Linked DNA regions of Homo sapiens: regions 1 and 3 are each linked to region 2. Evidence: chromatin loops called from intact Hi-C (ENCODE). Cell type or tissue: natural killer cell. All regions are shown on one strand. Links, peaks and the distances in the headings refer to the core of each region. The heading gives the core; the rest is flanking DNA. Region 1 overlaps FNBP1 (formin binding protein 1). Region 2 overlaps FNBP1 (formin binding protein 1). Region 3 overlaps FNBP1 (formin binding protein 1).

Region 1 (11,329 bases), core at 4,733-7,232, 54 kb after region 2:
TTGAGGTCAGGAGTTCAAGACCAGCCTGGCCAACATGGTGAAACACTCTCTCTACTAAAAATACAAAAATTAGCCAGGCATGGTGGCACAAGCCTGTAATCCCAGCTACTTGGAAGGCTGAGGCAGGAGAATCACTTGAACCTGGGAGGCGGAGATTGCAGTGAGCTGAGATTGTACCACTGCACTCCAGCCTGGGCGACAGAGTGAGACTGTCTCAAAAAAAAAAAAAAAATTAAAGAAAAAGGAAAGTAAATGTTTCTAAATCAAAATCATCTAGCTCTTTAACAGGCCTTAAAACAATATCCACAAACCAATTCAACTACAACTATACAACATGAAATCATTAAGGACTTTGCATGCCACTTCAAGTTCAAGCTTAGTTCTACCAAGAACTTTTAAATATATTCTATAAAAACACAAATTTCTTGGATAATCTCATCATTAAAAGATGTAAGGAGATCCAAAGTACTTAAAAAAAAAAAAAAAACAGAGACAGGGGGCTCACTATGTTGCCCAGGCTGGTCTTGAAGTCTCTGGGCTCACACTATCCTCCCTCATCAGCCTCCCAAAGTGCTGGGATTGCAGGCATGAGCCACCACACCTGGCCCCAAAGCACTTTTTTTTTTTTTTTTTTGAGAAGGAGTCTTACTCTGTCACCCAGGCTAGAGTGCAGTGGCACAATCTCAGCTCACTGCAACCTCCACCTCCCGGGTTCAAGCAGTTCTCATGTCTCACCCTCCCAAGTAGCTGGGATTACAGGCGCCTGCCACCATGCCCCACTAATTTTTGTATTTTTAGTAGAGGCGGGGTTTCACCATGTTGGCCAGGCGGGTCTCGAACTCCTGACCTCAGGCAATCCGCCCACCTTTGCCTCCCAAAGTGCTGGGATTACAGGCGTGAGCCACTGCGCCCGGCCCGAAGTACTTTTAAAATACTATTCCACATGACCCCTCAACACATTACAGAAGGGAGTGTGAATTAGTACAAGCACACTGGAAATGGCTGAACCCTATCCACCAAAGCTAAGCATATGAGTAGCCTGTGACCTTGCAATTAGATGCCTACGTAGATCCTAGGAAATGTGTTCAGATACACACAAAAAGCCTTGTACAATAATGCTCGTTGGAGCGCTACTCATTATAGCTTAAATTAGAAACAACCAATCACCTAGTCAGAACGGATGAGTTCTGGTGCATTCACAGACCAAAACACTCAACAGCAATGAAAATAAGCAGATCCCACCACATGCTACCACATGGTCAATCTCACAAACGTAATATAGAACAAAAGAAGCCAGATACACAAGAATGCATACCAAATGATTACACTCATGTAAAGTTCAAAAGTGGGCACTACTAATCCACGCGGTTAGAAGTCAGGAGAGTGGTTACCGCTGGGGGGAGAGTGGGGAGCTGGAGGGGGCCAGGGGGCCTGCCAGGCTGGTCTTTCTGTTTCTTGACCTGGGTGCCCGGTTACATGAGTGTGTTCACACTGTCAAAATTCATGGAGCTGCACACTTATGATTTGTGTACTTCTCTGTACATATGTTATTAATATATTTCAATAAAAAGTTTACTGAGAAACAAGCTGCTCCAAAACTCAGCAAATATCTTGTTGAAAAAAAAAACTGGGCCTTAAAGCAGTAATTTAGTTTTTATTTTTAATGTTCTATGAAAATTAATTTTCTGTATGAAAAACAATCACTTCTATTGAAATATTACCTTACATAAAAGGAAAAATATTTAAAATATACATTTATACTGTAAAATGAGAATATACGTTATCCTTACATCATTTTGCAGTTAACAAATAACCTTTTTCAATATCAACTTACCTGAGTTGCTTTGCATAGCTGAGTTCAATCTCTGTCCTTTCTTTCACAAACTTGATATATTTCTCAAGAATATCAATTCCCCACTGTGTGTGTTTTTCTAAGTTGTCAAACTGATCCTGTTGAAACAAACCAAGAGAGAAGTTATGGTCTTTCCCTGTGATTAACATAATTTCAATGAATAATTCTCTTAACAACATATTACTACATACAAAGTAGTACTAATATTTTCCATGATTATACTTGGGGTGCTTTTTTGTTGAGCCATTTTAAATCAACATTACCAAATTTGGTTTGAAAACCGCCTGGAGTACTGAACTCTGACCTATTCATTCATATTTCCTATTCCTTTTAGAAACATAGTTTTCAGATATAACTGATGTCTCAGTGCAAGGAAAAATGTCATTCCCAGACGCCAAAAACCGACAGGTGAAACATACACACAAACACAGCCACACACGGTTTGCACCTTAACTGTTATCTCTGGGTAATCATTCAAAACAGCTGATTGAATCTGAGCCGAGGAACGGGGGGAAGTGTTACAAAATTTTGCTTTCTTCAAATGATTAAAATAAAACACATGGATTTTATTCTTCCAAACATACACCAAACCCACACTGTGAGCCAGGAACAGTGCCTGGAGCTGGGGAACCAAAATGAACAAAAATACAGCCTGAGTTTGCATTGTGCCTTGGGGTTTCTGGTCTGGAAGAACAAGAGGGAGCCTGGGTAACACAGAACCCATCTCTACAAAAACAATTTTTTTAAATTAGCTGGGCATGGTGTTGTACCACTGCACTCCAGCCTGGGTATAAGAGCATGACTCTGTCCCCCCAAATAAAGAATGAGAGGGGACAGGTATGCTAGCAACAGCTAATGCAAAGACATGGAGATATCCAGGAATCAAGTGAATTTGTCTTTGAGTGCAAGGTGGAGGTGGGTGGGGCAGAAGGGAAGTGGAGTTGGCGAGTGATGAAACTAGAGACAGCTCAGAGCTAGATCACCCAAGGCCTTGAAGGACGAGCTTAGGAGTTTAGACTCTCCAGCAGGCACAAGAGGACTTGGAAGAGAAAGCCAGGAAATGGCTCCAACAGTCTAGATGAGACAAAATAGGCACAGAAGGGAAGAATTCTAGGGACATTTAACAAACACAATCAACTAGTGTGTGAGTGGCCGGTTGGACGTGGAGGCTGGCAAGGGTATGAGGGGGAGGGAGGATTCCAGAGTGACTTTCAGGTTCTGCTTCCCGGAATTAAACAGAAGATCCAGATAAGAAAGAGCTACAGTTTGGGGTGAAAATTAAATGTTGTTTTGACATGTTGAATGAGGGACTGGCCTGTCCAGAAGAGAGCTGGAAACACAGAAGGATTTAGAACTCAAGAAGGGCATCAAGTGAGTAGGTGGATCTCAAGCAACAGCCGAGGATCAGAACACCAAAGACGACAGCAAGGATACACAGAATTAGCAAAGAGGGCCTGGCCCAGGAAGCAGAGCCCAGAAAGGACTAAGGGGGCGAGCCAGAGGGGGCATGAGCACATCACAGGGAAGAGAGAATTCCAGTGGAAATGGAATTCTCCATGGAAAATTTGCTGCCTCCTGAGAGGTAACAGTCATAAATGAGGGTTCTAGCCCCAGCAAAGGGATTTCACAGAGACAGGCCCCCAAATGTTTCAAGTTTTAGTCATTTGCCTGTAAGACGCAGCTATAATCTAATTTCCTAATTTCACAAATCAGTCATGAGGATCATGCGAAATGGGGAAGTGCCAACTCAAATATAAAAATATAAAGCTAGTGTTTAATCCTACGCTTGTGCAATCTAACAGTATACATTCAGTGTCTTACTTCAGACTGTTTTTTGTTTGTTGGTTGGTTTGTTTTGAGACAGAGTCGTGCTCTTTCCCCCAGGCTGGAGTGCAGTAGTGCAATCTCAGCTTGCTGCTGCCTCCCAGACTCAAGTGATCCTCCCACTTCAGCCTCCTGAGTAACTGGGACTATTGGCACCCGCCACCATGCCTTCACTAATTTTTGTATTTTTTGCAGAGAGGAGGTCTCACTATGATGCCCAGGCTGGTCTTGAATTCCTGGGCTCAAGTGATCCTCCCGCCTTGGCATCCCAAAGTGCTGGGATTACAAGTGTGAGCCACTGCCTCCGGCCGGCCTGTTTTTTTTTAAAACCACTTTATTAAGGTATGACTGAGATTTTGGCCAGGTGAGGTGGCTCACGCCTGTAATCCCAGCATTTTGGGAAGCCAAGGCGGGTGGATCACTTGAAGCCAGGAGTTCGAGACCAGCCTGGACAACATGGTGAAATCCCATCTCTACTAAAAATACAAAAGTAGCCGGGCGTCATGGCAGGCACCTGTAATCCCAGCTACTCGGGAGTCTGAGGGAGGCAGGAGAATTGTTTGAACCCAGGAGGCAGAGGTTGCAGTGAGTCAAGATCACACCATTGCACTCCAGCATGGGTGACAGAATGAGACTATGTCTCAAAAAATTAAATACAAAATTATAAAACAAAAGTGCAAAATGTTTGTCTTTATGACTAATAATTTTTAATATTTAAAGTTGATTCTTGGTCCTCAATAATATATATTCCACAAACCCCTAGATTTCAGTTTAAGAAACACTAGATTATGTTATTTATAAAGTCAAGGGTCATCAAGTAAGCTAATAGTGTAAACGAGACTGAAGATCACCTTAAACTACTTGAGAGAACAAATATACACACAACTCAAGCTATGACTACAAATCATTCTTACAAATTGAGAGCACGACTTCGTCAAAGCCCTCTGCTTATCAGTAACCCTTTGTGGATCTAGTTTCACAGTAATCATATTTATTTTTAAAATGATTAACAATTATCAGGGCATCATGGCACACATGCCTGTAGCCCCAGCTACTAGGGAGGCTGAAGCAGGAGGATCACTTGAGCCCAGGACTTCAAGGCTGCAGTGAGTCATGATCAGGCTACTGCACTCCAGCCTGAGCATCAAAGCAAGACCCTGTCTCAAAAAACAAAAACCAAAAACATAAACACCCTTTCCTTTATTTAAAAGCCCTCTCCCAGCTGGGCGCGGTGGCTCACATCCAAAATTCCAGCACTTTGGGAGGCCATGGTGGGCGGATCACTTGAGGTCAGGAGTTTGAGACTAGCCTGGCCAACACAGTCATCTTTACTAAACCTCATCTCTACTAAAAATACAAAAATTTGCCAGGCATGGTGGCATGCACCTGTAATCCAAGCTACTCAGGAGGCTGAGGCAGGAGAATCCACTGAACTCAGGAGACAGAGGTTGCAGTGAGCCGAGATTGTACCACTGCACTCCAGTCTGGGCGAAAGACAGAGACTCTGTCTCGAAAAAAAAAAAAAAAGAAAAAAAATGGCCGGGCGCGGTGGCTCACACCTGTAATCCCAGCACTTTGGGAGGCTGAGGCGGGAGGATCAGGAGTTTGAGACCTGAGGTCAGGAGTCTGAGACTAGCCTGGCCAACATGGTAAAACCCTGTCTCTACTAAAAATACAAAATTAGCTGGGCCTGGTGGCGCACGCCTATAATCACAGCTACTTGGGAGGCTGAGGCAGGAGAATCGCTCAAGCCCAGGAGGTGGAGGTTGCAGTGAGCCAAGACGGGGCCATTGCACTCCAGCCTGGTCAAAACGAGCAAAACTCCACCTCAAAAAAAAAAAAACAAAAAAGCCCTCTCCCTGTATGATTTCCCATAATCTCCAAAGCCTTGATTGTTTTCAGCAGTCATAGGTGCCACCTTGAAAACTTGCCCAGAGGATATGCTCTTAGGTTTCATTCTTGGCCTATTAACAACCTGACTACAGATTTCCCCCCACCATATCACTTTGCATTCAAACTGATGTATACTATACAAAGCAACAGCTTTCGATACCAAAGCCCTTGAAAACAACAGAAAAAGCCCATCTACATTTGAACTGAGTCCACCTTAAAAATTACTGGCCTCAATCCAACAATATGTTTTCCATAAAGTTATCTCTATTCAGGACCATTCTACAAGCTATAATAAAGCGTTTACCAAGATGACAGAGCCCAAATAAGATAGAAGATCTTAATAATAAAAACCTTACTCAGTAACAAATGAGCTGGTGCTTGTTTGTGACTATAGCAGAGTTCTTTTGATGCTCTGTGAAACCTGAGGATGCCCCCACGCTCTCACTATCACATGAACTGCTGCAGCACTGACTTGACAGCAGCTAGAAGAAAATTCAAGACAGATGAAAAACGAATCAACCCACTTACATTCTTGACTAAAATGTGGAAAAGTTAATGGAAAAAAAAATCCAAATCTTAAAAGGACTCCTTTGTGAACAAATATTATAAACGGCTCTTTAAAAACAGCCTTTGCTACTTTGGGGATGGTGTCATCAAAAATGCATCCCTTCCTGCCTGATGTCACATCACGGTGGTTCTGGGGGCCCCTTTGCCCTCCTAAAAATCCTTGAGAACCAGCCAGCCACAGTGGCTCATGCCTATAATCCCAGCATTTTGCGAGGCCGAGGTAGGTGGATCACTTGAGAACAGGAGTTCAAGACCAGCCTGGCCAACATGGTGAAACCTCATCTCTACAAAAGAAAAACAAAAAGTAGCCAGGCATGGTGGCACACACCTGTAGTCCCAGCTACTCGGGAGGCTGAGGCATGAGAATCACTTGAACCTGGGAGGGAGAGGTTGCAGTGAGTGGAAATCGCACCACTGCACTCCAGCCTGGGGCGACAGAGTGAGACTCTGTCTCAAAAAAAAAAAAAATCATTGAGAATTCCGAAGAGCTTTTGTGTGAGTTACATCTATCAATATTTACTCAATCAGAAATTTAAAATGGAGAGATTTTTAAAGGTATTTATTCATTTAAAAAGAAAACAAACCCATTACCATTACATGTTAATGGAAAGAGCATGTTTTTATTTTTTAAAACTGTACTTTCCAAAACAAAACAGTAAGAAGAATGGCACCGTGTTACATTTTTGCAAATCTCTTTAATGTCTAGCTTAATAGAAGACAGCTGGATTATCATAGAGACTTCTGCATTCAATCTATTACGATTCTTTACTTTGGCTGAAATATGTGAAAAAAACACAACTTCACACAGATACGTAGCTAGAAAACAAAGGACACTTCAAGGCCCTTTTTAGATCAGTGCAGACATTCTCCTTTGATACCACACCAAAACTTGACAAATCATAGCTTCTCAAAGGCTAGTTGCAATATGAAATCTGAAACCATAGAGATGCAGTTTCCAACTCAGCTACAGTAAGATCCACTGGTCCACCTTACATTTTGAATGGATCTTTTACCTGTATATGATCATGTAAATTATTCATTGATCATTTAGAAAATATTATCTCAGCCGGGCATGGTGGCCCACACCTGTAATCCCAGCACTTCGGGAGGCAGAAGCAGGCGGGTCGTCTGAGGTTAGGAGTTGGAGACCAGCCTGGCTAACATGGTGAAACCCCGTCTTTACTAAAAATACAAAAATTAGCTGGGTGTGGTGGTGGTCACCTGTAATCCCAGCTACTCGGGAGGCTGAGGCAGGAGAATTGATTGAACCTGGGAAGGGGAGGTTGCTGATCTCGGCTGAGCTGAGATTACGCCACAGCACTCTAGCCTGGGTGATGGAGCGAGACTCCATGTCAAAAACAAAAGAAAAAAGAAAAAAAGAAAATATTATATCATAGATATATGCAGATCTTCCAACTGTTGAAACATTTCTTGTAAAATATTTTTTTTGAATCACATTTGTTTATATCAGTACCAATCTCATCTTTTCTGATGAGTCTTTAATATTTGGAAGCTGTCAAACTCACAGTGGAAAAACAATTTCCCCAAGTTCTAATTTTCACTTTAAAGCTAGAATTTTATCATTGGCAACAAACATTGCCAGCTGTTTCCCTGAAGTGACAGGCTCACTTCATTTATTTTTGAGAAAATGTTTGCCAGATACTCAAAAGTTTGTCTGTCGCTCATTCTTTGAAGTAAAAATGGTGTTCATGAAAAAAGCAGCTAGTTCAACTTACAACTCAGGATCATGTATTTTAGTCTGCACTAAAGAGCTTCTCATCTTACTATACACACTATTAAAAAGATGTATCTTCAAGGGTTTGAGATTTAGTAAAATGAATAATCTTCACTGTTTCATTAAGAACATTTTCAAGTAAAACTGAAATTTTTTAAAACAGCTAATGGTGGGCTGGGCATGGTGGCTCACGCCTGTAATCCAGCACTTTGGGAGGCCGAGGCAGGCGGATGACAAGGTCAGGAGCTCGAGACCAGCCTGGCCAACGTGGTGAAACCCCATCTCTACTAAAAATACAAAAAATTAGCCGGGTGTGGTGGCGGTCGCCTGTAATAACAGTTACTCGGGAGACTGAGATGGGAGAATTGCTTGAACCCGGGAGGCGGAGGTTGCAATGAGTCCAGCCCAGGTGACAGTGCAAGACTCCATCTCAAAAAAACAAAACAAAACAAAAAAAAACAGCTAATGGTGAAGAATATAGTAGTTACCAGTGCAATTTGGAGCCACAGCCTTGATTTAACTGATACTAAAGCATCAGCTTTACCCACCATTTCCTTTGTAACGTTGGTGCAAATGTCAACACGGTTAAAAAGACAATCCTTAATAAAATAGTTTTGACCTTGTAAACTCCATGAGAAGGTTTCAGGAAACTCCAGAGGTCCAGGGACTGCACTTTGAGAACCACTATCATATAACATATATGCTAAAATTTCTATTTCAGGTTGGGTGTGGTGGCTCAGGCCTGTAATCCCAGCACTTTGGGAGGCTGAGGCAGGTGGCTCACCTGAGGTCAGGAGTTCGAGACCAGCCTGGCCAACATGGTGAAACCCCATCTCTACTAAAAATACAAAAATTTCTTCCTAGCCGGGCATGGTGGCTCACGGCTATAATCCCAGCACTTTGGGAGGCCAAGGCAGGCAGATCACCTGAGGTCAGGAGTTCAAGGCCAGCCTGGCCAACATGGTGAAACCCCATCTCTACAAAAATACAAAAAAAAAATTAGCCAGGCATGATGGTGGGCGCCTGTAATCCCAGCTACTCAGGAGGCTGAGGCAGGAGAATCATCTGAACCTTGGAGGCAGAGGTTGCAATGAACTGAGATCGCGCCACTGCACTCCAGCCTGGGCAACAGAGTAAGACTTCTGCCTCAAAAAAAAAAAAAAAAAAAGCCGGGCATGGAGACCCATGCCTGTAATCCTAGCTACTCGGGAGGCTGAGGCAGGAGAATCGCTTGAACCTGCGGAGGTTGCAGTGAGCCGAGATCGCGCCATTGCACTCCAGCCTAGGCAACAAAGCAAGACTCCATCTAAAAAAATAAATAAAATAAAATTTATATTTCAAAGTTGCACATTCTAAACATTAAGAAACTTAGGTAATAAACAACCTAATAGAAAATAATGTTTATTTTATAGGTGCATACTGTGTATACATACTGCTATAGTTTGGATGTCTGTCCCCCTCAAACTTCATGTTGAAATTTGATTCCCAATGTCAGAGGTGGGGCCTAATGGGAGGCCTTGGGTCATGGCGGCAGATCCTTCATGAATACCTTGGTGCCGTCCTTGACGTAATGGGTGAGTTCTTGCTCTATGAGTCCTGGCCAGAGCTGGTTGTTAGAAAGAGCCCAGCACCTCCCCCCTCTCTATTGTGCCCTCTCTGGCCACGTGACCTCTGCCATGCAGGCTCCTCTTTACTTTCTACTATGAATGGAGCAACCTGTGGCCCTTTCTGGATGCAGGTGCCTTATCTTGAACTTTTCCAGACATCAGAATTATAAGCCAAACAAAGATTTTTTTCTTTATTAATTACCTAGCCTCGGACACTCCTGTGTAAGCACCACTGAACAGACTATAACCCATACTTTCAACTATTCACTCTAAGATTGCCAAGAGGACTACAAATGGATGTTTCCAAGCTGTTGGTTACAACCTGATGGTACCTTTCAGGAACCTCGCTGAACCACTCACCCAACATCACACTTCACCTTGACCTTACACTCCCCCTTGACCTTGACCTCACACTGCTCCTTGAATTCAAACCAACCAAAGGTGTGTGCCAGGTGCTGTTAGTTATGAGACGCTGAATAAACTGAAGAGTTGAATGAAGAAAGTGTTATTGTGTTAATCAATATGCAATTGCTACTTTTTACAATTATTTTCAGGTCTGGTTTTAGGTACTATATTCTGATTAAGTTACAATAAGCATGGGCTATGGCATTGGTTTGGGTCATTATATCTTCATTAAGTTCAAAAAAAAAATCTTGCCCTCACAAATCTGTAATAAAAACCCAAAAATTGGCTGGGCACACGTGGCTCACACCTGTAATCCCAGTACTTTGGGAGGTCGAGGCAGGCGGATCATGAGGTCAGGAGTTCAAGACCAGCCTGGCCAACATAGTGAAACCCTGTCTCTACTAAAACTACAAAAATTAGCTGGGTATGGTGGCACGCACCTGTAGTCTCAGCAGTAATCTCAGCAGTTAGGGAGGCTGAAGCCAGCGGATCACTTTAGGTCAGAAGTTTGAGACCTGCCTGGCCAATATGACGAAACCCTGTCTCTATTAAAACTACAAAAAAAATGAGCCAGGAGTGGAGGTACATACCTGTAATCCCAGCTACTCGGGAGGCTGAGGCAGGAGAATAACTTCAACCTGGGAGGTGGAGGCTGCAGTGAGCCGAGATTTCATTACTGCACTCCAGCCTGGGCAACAGAGCGAGACTCTGTCTCAAAAAACAAACAAAAACTAACAAAAAAGTAGTCTTGGCCAGGCACGGTGGCTCACGCCTGTAATTCCAGCACTTTGGGAGGCCGAGAAGGGCAGATCACAGGGCCAGGAGATCAAGACCATCCTGGCTAACACGGTGAAACCCCGGCTCTACTAAAAATACAAAAAATTAGCTGGGCATGGAGGCAGGTGCCTGTAGTCCCCAGCTACTCGGGAGGCTGAGGCAGGAGAATGGCGTGAACCCGGGAGGCAGAGCTTGCAGTGAGCTGAGATCGCACCTCTGCACTCCAGCCTGGGCGACAGAGCGAGACTCCGCCTCAAAAAAAAAAAGTAGTCTTCTGTAACCTATTTTTTGCTCAAATTATGCAGAAGAGTTGTCACAGGAACTACATTCAGAAAAGCTATTTACTTTGAGATGAGGAGACCCAAGTCATCCACAAGGAAGTTTTCCTCCAAAGTCTAGGTCAACTTTAATATGGTGTTTTCCTGTAATTAAAAAGTGTACTAAACCGGCTGGGCGCGGTGGCTCACACCTGTAATCTCAACTACTCTGGAGGCTGAGGCAGGAGAATCGCTTGAACCTGGGACGTAGATGTTGCAGTGAGCCAAGATCGCGCCACTGTACTCCAGCCTGGGTGATAGGGCAAGACTCCATCTCGAAAAAAAAAAAAAGTGTACTAAACCAACATTAATTCAAAATCCCTGGAATAAGCCAATCTAGTAAGAGACTAAG
Region 2 (2,500 bases), core at 1-2,500:
GTGCTGGGATTACAGGCATGAGCCACTGCGCCCGGCCTAATTGCTTTTAAACTGCTATTGTGGTCGGGCACGGTAGCTGACGCCTGTAATCCCAGCACTTTGGGAGGCTGAGGTGGGAGGATCACGAGGTCAGGAGATCGAGAACATCCTGGCTAAGACGGTGAAACCCTGTCTCTACTAAAAATACAAAAAAATTAGCCGGGCGTGGTATCGGGGGCCTGTATCCCCAGCTACTAGGGAGGCTGAGGCAGGAGAGTGGCGTGAACCTGGGAAGCAGAGCTTGCAGTGAGCCAAGACTGCACCACTGCACTCCAGCCTGGGCGACAGAGCGAGACTCCATCTCAAAAAAAAAAAAAAAAACCTGCTATCGTTCTGATGATCTTCACACAAGTTGGCATGCTACATATCATACTCTACCTTATTCCCCAACTGACTCAAGTTTTCCTTCTCTCTCCGTCTCATGCTTCTCTCATCCTTCTCTCTCCAGTCTGCTAACTGGGGACTTCATGAAAGGTATCTATTACAGTCCTACTGGTGTTTCACACTCTTTGTCAAATAAATATTCTTGTTGAATGTCTAGATGCCCAGAATGCCTAGAATGTTAAAAATATGGCCGGGTGCGGTAGCTCATGCCTGTAATCCCAGCACTTTGGGAGGCTGAGGCAGGAGGATCACGAGGTCAAGAGATCGAGACCATCCAGGCCAACCTGGAGAAACCCTGTCTCTACTAAAAATACAAAAATTAGCTGGGCGTCGTGGTGGGCGCCTGTAGTCCCAGCTACTTGGGACGCTGAGGCAGGAGAATTGCTTGAACCCGGGAGGCAGAGGTTGCAGTGAGCCGAGATCATGCCCCCGCACTCCAGCCTGGCAACAGAGCGAGACTGCGTCTCAAAAAAAAAAAAAAAAAGTAGACTAAAGGGTAAGAGATGAGGAGGAAGGAGGCAGAAATAATGCAAGGAGAAGGATACAGGCAAAATACAGATGGCAATAACAGTGTCAGCCAATCAATTGCAGTTCAAAAATAGGCCACTACACATACATCACACCCACTGAAACCTCACACCCAGCCCTTGAGGTGCATATGCATCCTTACTTACAGAACAGGAACCAGAGATGAAGTAAGTTGCCACATGTCATGCCATTTGTAAGCGACAGAAACAAGATTTGAACCCACTTCCACGTAATACAAAGATCAGGAACAAGCTCTTAGCCATGGGCTAGGCCATTTACTATCATTGAAAATTAAAATACCTTATTAAATGACTTACCATACAAAAGCCTTTAGAACAGTTCAGGCCACATACTAAGTGCCAAGTGTTGAAGCTAAACACACACACACACACATAAATAAATACATATATATTCAGGGAATTCATTTCTTCATTTCTATCTTCAGATCTAGGGTATGAGAACGATGCTGCTTGATTGCTATTTTGTACATTAACTTATAGGCTTGTTAATAATTATGCTTTTAGGAGTAAATATAAACTCCACAGACATAAAGAAGAGAATAATAAACGTGTCTTTTCTAGAATCTTTCATTTGAACCTTGATCCACTTATAAAAGAACAGTTATAGCAACAATATCCATTTTTGGTAATACTTATAATAAAATTCTTTATACTTTTCTCTTCTTTGCAATAAAAAGCATTTGAAACTTTTTTAAGCCTAAAAAGATTAAGCTGCAGTTGCAAAATTTATTTCCTGCATTTATACTAACCACTTCCTTTTTAAAAAAAAATGTTCTCTAAATTGTTATAGTGAACAATTCCTTCAGATGACTACAGTCAGACATTTTAGAAGAAACAGAAACGTGGGGAAGGCACTGAAGATATTAACATGTTCCATAAAGATGTCAACCTAGTACTACAGCAATGGTAACCAAAATATTCAATAGTACAATTCCTTATATGTACAATAACTAAAGTGGTCATTGTGCTAGAGACTGTTTCCCCAAATGGTAAAAAAATTTAACACTCTGCTACGCAGCTGGCTTCACTTAGAATAGAGCCAACTCCATCCTGTTGGCTTCACAGAGTTGGCAACACTGATTCCAACCGAAGAAAACCTAAACTACTAAATTTCGTTTGTTTTCTTAAGATAATTATCAAACTGATCATCATTTAAAGTAAACTCCTTCATTCTTGCTTAAAATTGACAGATTCCTATCTATAACTTTCTTTTTCTCTTTAAAATATTCTATTATAGAATATATAACACATTAAAAATTACATGTGGCTGGGCATGGTGGCTCACACCTGTAATCCCAGCACTGTGGGAGGCCAAGGCAGACGGATCACTTGAGCCCAGAAGTTCAAGACCACCATGGGCAATGTGGTGAAAGCCTATCTCTACTAAAAATACAAAAAATTAGCCGGGTGTAGTGGCGTACGCCTGTAGTCCCAGCTACTCAGGAGGCTGAGGCACGAGAATCACTTGAACCCAGGAGGTGGAAGTTGCAGTGAGCTGAGACGGTGCCACTGCACTCCATCCTGAGCGA
Region 3 (11,329 bases), core at 6,183-8,682, 94 kb after region 2:
TCCCCAGCAATCCATTTTAGCCTTATTCCACCCACATATAAACAGGTTGAGAAATGCAATAGATAGAAAGGCTCTCTACTGAAACCCACTCCAGTAATCCAGTCAGCCAATCGGCCCAGCGTGGCCTGAAGCTACCGAGCTCCTCTCCATCCTTCTCCACACTGAAAACTGGCACCATAGGTACCTGCTTTCAGCAGTTCAAGGGTATTTCCCATGCTCTCAAGGTGAGGTCATAGTCCTCACATGGTTTTTAGCTATAGTCTGCCTCTTCAGGCTCCTATTACAACTCCATCACCTGCTCATCATTTGAGAGCTCTGTGCCCTCCATGACCCTTTGGACATACCATTTCCTCCTTCTTTTCCCGGAAGGCTCTGTCCAGATCCCCTCCACCCTTCTGAACACCCCACTTCACCTGTAAAACTTACTAGTCCTTCAGGACTCCACTTGGATGCCATTTCCCCACCTGAGTTACACTCCTGTACACATTTCCATGGAGTTACCCTACCTTAGTCCTTATTACACAATAATTTCTTTCTTTCTTTCTTTCTTTTTTTTGACAGGGAGTCTCGCTCTGTTGCCCAGGCTGGAGTGCAGTGGCACAATCTCAGTTCACTGCAACATCCACCTCCTAGATTCAAGCGATTCTCCTGCCTCAGCCTCCCGAGTAGCTGGGATTACAGGCGAGCGCCATCATGCCTGGCTAAGTTTTTTGTATTTTTAATAGAGATGGGATTTCACCATGTTGGTCAGGCTGGTCTCAAACTCCTGACCTCATGATCTGCCCGACTCGGCCTTCCAAAGTGCTGGTATTACAGGAGTGAGCCACTGCGCCTGGCCTGATGAAATTTTTACAATTTTGTTTGGTTTCCTTTTATGTACAAAGTTATAAACACTGAGCACTACCACCACTACTCCTCTTGCCAAAAATGGCCGTAACAAGAACTAAACCTCTCCTAGAATGACAGGGAGACTTCACACGTACACCTTACTTTTGAAACTGAACAATGTAAATAGCCTATTTTTAAGGATAAGTTAAAATAAACTTTTTTTTTTTTTTTCCCAGACAAGGTCTTGCTCTGTCACCCAGGCTGGAGTGCAATGGCACAAATACAGCTCACTGCAGCCAGCCTCCAACTCCTGGTCTGAAGTGATCCTCCCATCTCAGCTTCCCAAGTAGCTGGGACTACAGGCATGCACCACTATGCCCAGGTAATTTTTTAATTTTTAGTAGAGATGGGATCTCAGTATGTTACCCAGGCTGGTCTTGAACGCCTGAGTTCAAGCTATCCTCTCGCCTTGGCCTCCCCAAATGCTGGGATTACAGGTATGAGCCACCGTGCCTGGCCAATAAGTAAAATGTAAATTTTAAAAGTCAGTCATGGTGAAGAATATATTTTACATACACATATACACTTATGAAATCTAAATGTCCTTGCCCAAACATTTCCAGAAATTTCCATATCTGTTCCAATGCAAATACTTCTAAACCTCTTCATTATCTCTGCCAAGAAGAAATCAATCCCAAACTAAGCTGATAGGCAGAATAATTCATTAGATGTTTCAAGCAGCAAATATCCAGCTTTTTAGGTGAGGAAATAATGTGACTTCAGTGGAACTTTTTTTTTTTTAAAGTGGTAATAATAGCCAAAGAAAATTAATTCCCCCTAGAAAAAACTTAAATCTTAAGAAGGCCCAAGTATACTGCTAAAAATTAGTATGATTAGTGTTTTGGAGTGGATTTTATTTTTCTTCAAGGAGGAAAAGATAAACATGCTATTAATATGACCTCCTGAAATCCAGATTTCCTGTCCAAAGCAACGATTTCCAGGCATTTTCCAAATATTAGGTTTATTGTATTGTTAACATGTACACCAAATTTTAAATCAGAAGGCTAGGACAGAAAATAGCTCATTTTTCATGAATCCTGCTTACCGCAGGAGAGTTCTACAGTTTGTTCCCAGGGACCAGAGTTTTTTTCATTAACCTTCCCCATGATTATAATAATTTGTGTTTACCTATCACCTTTCATCCAACAACCTCAAAGTACTTTACGAACAATCTCTCACCTTTATGCCTTCTTGTCAAGAGAAAGGCAAGCATCATACCATACTTTATAGATTGGGAAAGCGAGGAACAGAGATGCAAGGACTTGCCCGATACTAATAAATATTAGATTAGGTAAGCAAGGCAACCCAGGCTGAGCCCTCCAGCACTGCCTCACTCAACTGGGAGCACCCACACCGTTTGTCCCCAGAGCCTGTCTGGTCTTTAAATGGATTTCAGGAACCCGTTCTCAATTTTGGCTGTGCAAATAGAAGTACAAGGGGAGGAGATTCCTTTACAGGTCCCAAGTTTTCTTCTGCTATAGATAATAGAGAAAGTGTTTCGTTTCTTGTTCCTGAAGACTCAAAACTTTAAAACCCTGAATGTCGGCCAGGCATGGTGGCTCACGCCTGTAATCCCAGCACTTTGGGAGGCCGAGGCCGGTGATCACTTGAGGTCAAAAGTTCAAGTCCAGCCTGGGCAACACAGGAAGACCCCCCCACCTCTACAAAAAAAACTTTTTTAAAAAAGTTAGCCAGGCCGGGCTGGGCACGGTGGCTCACGCCTGTAATCACAGAATTTTGGGAGGCCGAGGCGGGCGGATCACGAGGTCAGGAGAGTGAGACCAGCCTGGCTAACACAGTGACTAACATGGTAACCCCGCCTCTACTAAAAATACAAAAAAAAAAAAAAAAAAAATTAGCCAGTCATGGTGGCGGGTGCCTGTAGTCCCAGCTACTCGGGAGGCTGAGGCAGGAGAATGGCATGAACCTGGGAGGCAGAGCTTGCAGTGAGCAGAGATTGCGCCACCGCACTCCAGCCTGGGTGACAGAACAAGACTCTGTCTCAAAAAAAAAAAAAAAAGTTAGACAGGCCAGCTGCGGTGGCTCACACCTGTAATCCCAGCACTTTGGGAGGCCAAGGCAGGTAGATCACGAGGTCAGGAGATCGAGACCATCCTGGCTAACACTGTGAAACCCCGTCTCTACTAAAAATACAAAAAATTAGCCGGGCAAACGCCTGTACTCCCAGCTACTCGGGAGGTTGAAGCAGGAGGATCGCTTGAACTCGGGAGGCGGAGATTGCAGTGAGCTGAGATCACACCACTGCACTCCAGCCTGGGCGACAGAGCAAGACTCCATCTCAAAAAAAAAAAAAAAAACAAGTTGGTCAGGCGTGGTAGTGTACACCTGTGGTCCCAGCTAATCAGGAGGCTGAGGCGAAAGGCTCATTTGGGCCCAGGAGATTGAGGCTGCAGCGAGCCATGTTTGTGCCACTGCACTCCAGCCTGGTCAACAGAGTGAGACTCTGTATTCCTCCTTGTTCTTTCTCAATTTCCTTAAAAATAGTTTTCGCCAAGACATACTTCTGTTGGGCAAATTCAGAAACTTGATACTACTCCTACTAATTAATATCCACACAAATTTATTTAAATTAGAAAAGAGAAACAATAACTGGCTTTGAAAGGATTAGGAGATTACTAGACATCTATGAAGCATCTGCTTGAGTACGAGCTTCATTCATGACTGTTTCTGCTGGCTCTGCAGCATTTAGTGGTGTGAGTCATTGATTCTCAGTGATTCTCAATATGAATAACATCAACTGTTTTATAAAGCAAAATCTACTGCAGTGATGGGGAAATATGAGTGAGTGGTGGGGATAAAGGGAACTGTGCACTACTAACACAGAAGATCCAGTTTTTGGCCAAGTGGCTAATGCCTGTAATCCCAGCTCTTTGGGAGGCCAAGGTGGAAGGATCACTTGAGCCCAGGAGTTCAAGGCCAGCCTGGGCAGCATAGAAAGACCCCGTCTCTACAAAAAAAATACAAAAATTAGCAGAGTGTGGTGACATGTGCCTGTAATCCCAGCTACTTGGGAGGCTGAGGCAGGAGAATCACTTGAACCTAAGAGGCAGAGGTTGCAGTGAGTCGAGATCGTGCCACTGCACCCCAGCCTGGGCAACATGGAGAAGTGGCAAAAAATGACTCGCTGCCCAGCTGCAAGGACTGTGGCTAGCATGCAGCCTCCTTTAGGGTCCACCTCATCTTTTGAGTCGAGGGCATCTCTTCTTGTAGCACCCCCAGCCAATGACTAAGCAAGCTGGCAGCCAAGGCCATCCTCTTCTTGGGACGACCTCTGGCCAATGATAAAGGAAGGCAGAGATACAGAGGCCGAGCCATTTCTGCCAGAGGATTCTTGTGTCTGCTCTGGAGCTCCCCATTGGCCTGGTGGGGACTCTGTCAGGTCTGCATCGTGATCTGATGGCTTCCACTCTTTCCCCTTCACAGGTGTTACTCCCCAGTAAAACTGTACTAATGACTCCATCTAAGCCTCTTCTTCCAGGATATTGGCACAAATGGTAGTTACCTTGCTGGATTCTTGTAACAAATAAACAAGATGATGGATGTAAACACTTTGTCCAGCACCTGGGGCATAGTAGGCACTCAATAAATGGCAGTAATGATAACAATCATTCGAGACTTTAAGATAATAGAGAGGTCAGGCACGGTGGCTCATGCCTGTAATCCCAGCACTTTGGGAGGCCAAGGCGGGTGGATCACCTGAGGTCAGGAGTTTGAGACCAGCCTGGCCAACATGGTGAAATCCCATTTCTACTAAAAACACAAAATTAGCCAGGCGTGGTGGCACACGCCTGTAATCCCAGCTACTCGGGAGGCTGAGGCAGGAGAATCGCTTGAACCCGGGAGGTGGAGGTTGCAGTGAGCTGAGATCGTGCCATTGCACTCCAGCCTGGGCGACAAGAGCGAAACTCCATCTCAAAAAACAAACAAACAAAAACTTACATACCCCCAAATTACTCTCTAATATAATACACATATTTGGCCTCATCATTAAAAAAAAAAGTTTTTTTAACTAAACACATTACTAGGCTCAAGCTAGTATGAGTGTACAAGTAAAACAGGAAACAAATATTCCTTTATAAACACTAATTCCAGAAGACTTCACACCCACATTCTAAAATCTAATTAGATTAATTTCCCAGGGCATTCATGTATTCTTAGTAGCTTTCAATTTTTAAGTGTCAAAATAAAGCCTTATTTTTAAATGTGGGTGGTGTTGATGAAACAAGTATGAGTAATACTTGCAGGAAACATAATATTAGCTTTAGCTGCTTAGTGGGTGATACTTGAATAGTCCTTCAAAGAAGCACTTTCCATGTCTCACCAATGTAAAGCATGAGTTGTAATGTGTTCACATAGTAAGTATAGACACTTATAAAACTCTTTTATGTGCTTAAAGTACAGTTTTGCCTACCAAAATGGCAATTTACACAAATTTTCAGGATTCTGTCTAATGTACAAAGTGAGGGCAACAAAACTGATATCTAAATATCAACTGCAAAATCTCCAGGCCTCCCACGGTTTGTTTTCTTTTAATATCCACTAAACAGAAAAGACATGTGCAAAATTTGTTCTCATGGAGAAGTAAGGATGGCAAAACTAAGTTGATTTTGTTTCTCTTCTGAAGCAGTTCTGCCCTACCCACCATGGTTCAGGGAGTATTATCTCCCCTGTTGGTCTTGCCATGTTCATCCCAAACAGAAATCTCTGAAGGGTTAAGAAAAAGGAGCAGTAGGCCGGGCGCAGTGGCTCACGCCTGTAATCCCAACACTTTGGGAGGCCGAGGCAGGCGGATCACAAGGTCAGGAGATCGAGACCATCCTGGCTAACAAGGTGAAACCCCATCTCTACTAAAAATACAAAAAATTAGCCGGGCGCGGTGGCAGGCGCCTGTAGTCCCAGCTACTCGGGAGGCTGAGGCGGGAGAATGGTGTGAACCTGGGAGGCCGAGCTTGCAGTGAGCCGAAATCACGCCACTGCACTCCAGCCTGGGCAACCCAGCGAGACTCCATCTCAAAAAAAAAAAAAGAAAAAGGAGCAGTAGAGGCCAGGCATGGTGGCTCACACCTGTAATCCCAGCACTTTGGAAGGCAGAGGCAGGCAGATCACTTGAGGTCAGGAGTTTGAGACCAGCCTGGTCAACGTGGTGAAACCCCATCTCTAGTATGAAAAATACAAAAATTGGCAGGGCATGGTGGTGGGGGCCTGCAGCTACTCAGGAGGCTGAGGCATGAGAATCACTTGAACCTGGGAGGCAGAAGTTGCAGTGAGCTGAGATCGCGCCACTGCACGCCAGCCTGGGTGACTGAGCAAAACTCCATCTCGAAAAAGAAAAAAGAAAAAAGAGCAGTAGAAGAGCTAGGGACGATTGTTAATAGGGTTCTCCAATTTAGCATTCAAGGGCAGTAAGAAGAGGTAATAATTATCCAATACCTGGAACTGTTAATAATTTGTTACTTTAAGATTAAAAAACTAGTTTAAAATTTCGACACACTAGGGAAAAAAATTCAACACACTATAAAGTGTTCTTATATAAAGATATGTACACATATCATGCCTAAGTAGAATGAACAACAGAGAAGGGATAATTTTTCAAACCCTACTTTAAAGGCAAAAAAGGTACTTAGACTGTGTGTATTTGGGGGCAGAAAGGATATGGAAAATCTCTGTACCTTCTCAATTTTGCTATGAACCGAAACTGCTCTAAAAAATAGTCTATTTTCCAAAAAGATACCTAAAATTATATATATATTTTACAACTGCCGAAGTGCAGAAAGGTGTTATAATTATCTTCCCATTATTTTTAAAAAGCAAATGTTAAAACAAAAGGAAAAAAAGGGATTTATTCATTTATCCAATAAATATTTATTGAACTCCTACACAGAGTCAGGCATTGTTCCCAGTACAGTTGGTAGACAATCCTCAAACGGCTGCCTCTTGAAAGTGCACACCACGATCAGGGTCAACATATTCAACAGATGAATGTATATTATATGCCTGGCATGGTTCTAAAAATCACAGGTAAAAAAAATTACATACAGTCGGCCGGGCGCGGTGGCTCACGCCTGTAATCCCAGCACTTTGGGAGGCCGACGTGGGCAGATCACGAGGTCAGGAAATCGAGACCATCCTGGCTAACACAGTGAAACCCTGTCTCTACTAAAAATACAAAAAAATTAGCCGGGCGTGGTGGCGGGCGCCTGTAGTCCCAGCTACTCCGGAGGCTGAGGCTGGAGAATGGCGTCAACCCGGGAGGCGGAGCTTGCAGTGAGCAGAGATCGTGCGACCCACTGCACTCCAGCCTGGGCGACAGAGTGAGACTCCGTCTCAAAAAAAAAAAAAAAAGACATACAATCAACACAGGTGGCTCTTTTTTTTTTTTTTTTTTGAGACAGAGTCGCTCTGTCGCCCAGGGCGGAGTGCAATGGCGCCATCTCGGCTCACTGCAACCTCCGCCTCCCGGGTTCAAGCGATTCTCCGCCTCAGCCTCCCGAGTAGCTGGGATTACCTGCGTGGACCACCACGCCCGGCTAATTTTTGTATTTTTAGTAGAGATGGGGTTTCACCATCTTGGTCCGGCTGGTCTCAAACTCCTGATGTCGTGATCTGCCCGCCTTGGCCTCCCAAAGTTCTGGGATTACAGGCGTCAGCCACCCACCGCGCCCAGCCCACATGTGGCTTCTTACTATGCTAACCAATATGCATTATTCAGGTTTCTCTGTTCTCTTTCTTGTACATACTTCATTTCTCATTAGCACCAGAGCAAATAAATAAAGACAGAGAGGATACTAGGAGGCAGCAAAACCAGGTTCTGTCACTGAATAATTTGTTAGCTGCAAAGAGAATAATTACGAGGAAGGCTTAATTTTCCAATGGATTTATTCATACTTCACACTAATAAGCAAGCTAATAAAAAGCTGAACTAACACTTCAGTAACCTGTCACTTCCCTCAGTAAGTAGGCAAGAAAAAAAAAACATTCAAATGTAAGCAACTCTTGCTTTGCCATTTCTCCAACAACCAGCCACAACTTCAACAAGTCAGTGAACATATTTACCTTACTAACACTGCCTTTTTAACAAGTCTTGAGTAAATGTATTTTGGTTAATTTTACATACAAACATTTTTCTTTTGACTCTGATGTTACAAGCTAGAGGTAAAACCTACTTTCTATGCTTCCACGTAGATATCTTTCAATGTATATAATGTAACTTACAACAGATTCAGACTGGTGTCTTGTGCACACCATAGTTGTTCAATAAAAATTTTGAAAATTGATTAAAAGGCAATGTTATGAAGAGCTATGTTATGAAGAGTTGTAAACTATTTTATTAGAACCCAATCACTTCAAAATGGCCATGTAAGCCTGGGCGAGGTAGCTCGCGCCTGTAATCCCAGCACTTTGGGAGGCCGAGGCGGGCAGATCACTTGAGGTCAGGAGTTCGAGACCAGCCTGGCCAACATGGTGAAACCCCATCTCTACTAAAAATAGAAAAAATTAGCCAGGTGTGATAATGCACACCTGTAGTCCCAGCTACTCAGGAGGCTAAGGCAAGAGAATCACTAGAACCTGGGAAGTGAAAGTTGCAGTGAGCCAAGATCGTGACAGTGCACTCCAGCCTGGGCAACAAGAGCGAAGCTTTGTCTCAAAAAAAAAAAAAAAAAGAAAGTTTATTTCTATGGAGGGGTTAAAGAAAAAGTAAAAAAGAAAGAGGAAGAGAAAGGTTTTACTCCCTCTACAAAGCAGGATGTGGCTTAGGAGCAGGTCTTCAGTGTAAAATGCACATTAGAAACCTGTAGTTTCTAAAAGCCTATATTGATTTTAACCTGAAGTCCTAAAATGTATGTAAAATCTGATAGTATTTGTGAAGGTCCCTGAAAGCTGCAACCACCTGTTACAAATAATTCATGGCCACCCAAACCATAGCTCTTTCTCCATCTAGAAGAATAATTCTGCCAAGTTTGGCTTGAGCGCCCCATCATTATCTCATTATACATGTGCATGATTCCAAAGCCACCATTCAAGGAAAACCCTTAATCACTGCCCTCCGCTGGGCTACCCAATGTACCGCACATCACCAAGTCTCTGACCACCGGAGAAACTGGGGTTTACTTTTCATAATCCTTCATTATTCTAGTTTTTTTAAATCTCAAAAGCTACTAAGCCTTATACATCTTTGCATTTCACCTGAAAACTTAGATTTTGCATTTCTCTTAGTAGCACAATCATGTGTTCATTCCTTTTCCTATATTAAACTGTAAGCTACTCAAAGGCAAATGCTGGTACTCATAAGAATGTCTTTTTTAACGTCAAGCGTGGTGGCTCACGCCTGCGATCCCAGCACTTTGGGAGGCTGAGGCAGGCGGATTACCTGACATCAGGAGTTTGAGACCAGCCTGGCCAACACGGCGAAACCCCGTCTCTACTAAATACACAAAAAAATTAGCTGGGCATGGTGGCAGGCGCGTGTAGTCCCAGCTACTTGGGAGGCTGAGGCAGGAGAATCGTTTGAACCTGGGAGGCAGAGGCTGCAGTGAGCCGAGATCACGCCACTGCACGCCAGCCTGGGCAGGCAACAGAGCAAGACTCCGTCTCAGAAAAAAAAAAAAAAAGAATGTCTTTTTAAAAACTCCTCATTGCCATACACTTGCATATATAGAACTGTTAACTGATTCATTCTTCCTCATAAAATTGTCAAGTGAAAAAATTACAAATAGTTCACATCCTTCTCCTTTAAAACTATTTTCCAATTATTTTTATTGTAGAAAATGTCAAATATATATACTAGAAAGAATAGTGTAATGAATACTTCTGTACTCAGCATTTGGCTTCAATAATGGCCAACTCTGTCTCACTATCTCCCATCTACTAACAACCCAAATTATTGTGAAGCAAATATAAGATTTCATATCATTAATATTTGTATATATTCCAGTTCCCATTTATTATTTTTTTCTTTTTTCTTTTTTCTTTTCTTTTTTTTTTTTTTAAGAGGAGGCCTCTCCAGATATTCCCCAAGCTGTTCTTGAACTCCTGGGCCCAAAAGATCCTCCCGACTCAGCCTCCCAAGGTGCTGGCAATATAGGCCTGAGCCACTGCGCCCGGCCTCTCTCATTTATTTTCAATCACTCCTAACCCTGCCTTCCTTCCCACTTCTGCACCCTCAAAAAGAAATGTACAGAATAATGCAAGCAATTGCCGCTGTTTTAGCAGTTTTGCTCATAGCCACTGCCTCTCTTTGGAATTATATTCTATCCCATTCACCAACATCACTGAACTGTCCACCAAGGTATTGTGTTCGGTCCCTATTTCACTCAGAAATATATTGTACATTTTCCCTCCATAATTCCATCCACCTGTCTGAACAAGTGAAAAAAAAATTGTGCCACAATTTCTACTGTCTTGACAAAGATTACTTCTGATTTGCTTCCCCACCCCAGATAAGCTAAAGAGAGCTAAAGGGAGTGGAAGGATTAGAAGAGGAAAGAAACTTCAATACGGTACTCAAAGTCATAGATTTTGCCTAAACTGGTGTGTGCAAATATTTTAAACTATTTTATTTTCAAAATGGATACTTGTAAACATCAGCGGAAATTTTGTCATGAATCCCTTTTAGGCAGAAGATGTTTATAAAATGAATTATCTTAATTTAAGGGAGCTATTGCCCTCAGGATTTTGGTAATAACAACCGTAGCTGCTTCTGTACCTAACAAATGGTTATGTAAAAACAATTAAAGCAAAAGAAAACAAAACAAAAAACAAGGGAGGATGTGCTCTGTTTCTGTAATTGCTCTAACCTTGTTTTATTTTGATATGAGATTTCTTGGCCTCATCTCAGATAGCAACACCACCCTACACTTTCTCCTCCACACCCTTTGCAAATAGAATTCCAAAAGGTAGTTCAGGCACTTTAGAGTTCATCCTGGGAAATGGCTCATCTTGAGGGCATTTCAGTGCAGTAACTGAGATTTCGTCTGCTCCTTCCCGGGCCGCCGCACTGCCCATCCCCTGCCCAGTGATTTCCCCAGGAATCCGGGGACGGCAGGAAAAGAGCTCCATCCACAGCCAGCCCCTCGCCTTTCCGGGGACGGCCCTCAGCCCTGAGGGCTGCCCGTTTACCGTGCGCATCCCCCGGCCAAGCATCCCCGCAAGGCGCCCCTCACCGCCAACTTTCCCCACTGGAAACTATTCTCCGAGCAACCGTTAAAGATCATTGACCCCGCGAACGCCTCTTCCTGAGGTAGATCACGTAAGATCTCTCCCTAACTCCCACTTTCCCCTCCAGACCAGACGTCGCAGTGCCCACATCCCACTCAGGATTGAGCTACCCCGAAAGAACAAGTGCGCCCGGAGCCGCCACGGGCCAGAAGTCCTCGCCTCCAGAGCGAAGACCGCACTCTCGCCCCAGCACCCCAAAACCCGA

Evidence for each region. A loop is a pair of places that touch in the nucleus more often than their neighbours do. Peaks named below come from ENCODE experiments on the same cell type or tissue, not always from the same donor. Only the 100,000 strongest peaks of a DNase experiment are listed, where the experiment ranks them.
Region 1: it touches region 2 in a loop (9-fold over the local background); 7 of 110 quality-filtered maps call a loop at or near these places.
Region 3: a loop joins it to region 2, with 2.9 times the contacts of the local background. A loop is called at or near these places in 12 of 110 quality-filtered maps.

The regions. Positions count from the first base shown.
Region 1 is chr9:129,993,009-130,004,337 of GRCh38, forward strand. FNBP1 (formin binding protein 1) reads right to left here. Exons shown (of 17, transcript NM_015033.3): 2 at 1,835-1,950. Among named protein-coding and RNA genes, the nearest start is that of FNBP1, 45 kb to the right of the region's middle. RefSeq lists enhancers at 2,507-2,636, 3,047-3,326, 3,467-3,566, 3,587-3,656. In natural killer cell, for the core only: no CTCF peak of the experiment used is centred there; a DNase peak (open chromatin) is centred at 6,013; H3K27ac peaks cover 342 bases.
Region 2 is chr9:129,943,650-129,946,149 of GRCh38, forward strand. All of the region lies in intron 6 of FNBP1 (formin binding protein 1), which reads right to left. Among named protein-coding and RNA genes, the nearest start is that of MIR6855, 75 kb to the left of the region's middle. RefSeq lists a silencer at 1,016-1,095. In natural killer cell, for the core only: no CTCF peak of the experiment used is centred there; DNase peaks (open chromatin) are centred at 1,062 and 1,802; H3K27ac peaks cover 2,500 bases.
Region 3 is chr9:130,031,124-130,042,452 of GRCh38, forward strand. The region is part of intron 1 of FNBP1 (formin binding protein 1); the gene reads right to left. Among named protein-coding and RNA genes, the nearest start is that of FNBP1, 6.4 kb to the right of the region's middle. RefSeq lists enhancers at 3,568-4,068, 4,067-4,146, 4,069-4,569, 8,306-8,425 and a silencer at 9,336-9,385. In natural killer cell, for the core only: no CTCF peak of the experiment used is centred there; DNase peaks (open chromatin) are centred at 6,858, 7,210, 7,898 and 8,598; H3K4me3 peaks cover 1,769 bases; H3K27ac peaks cover 2,500 bases.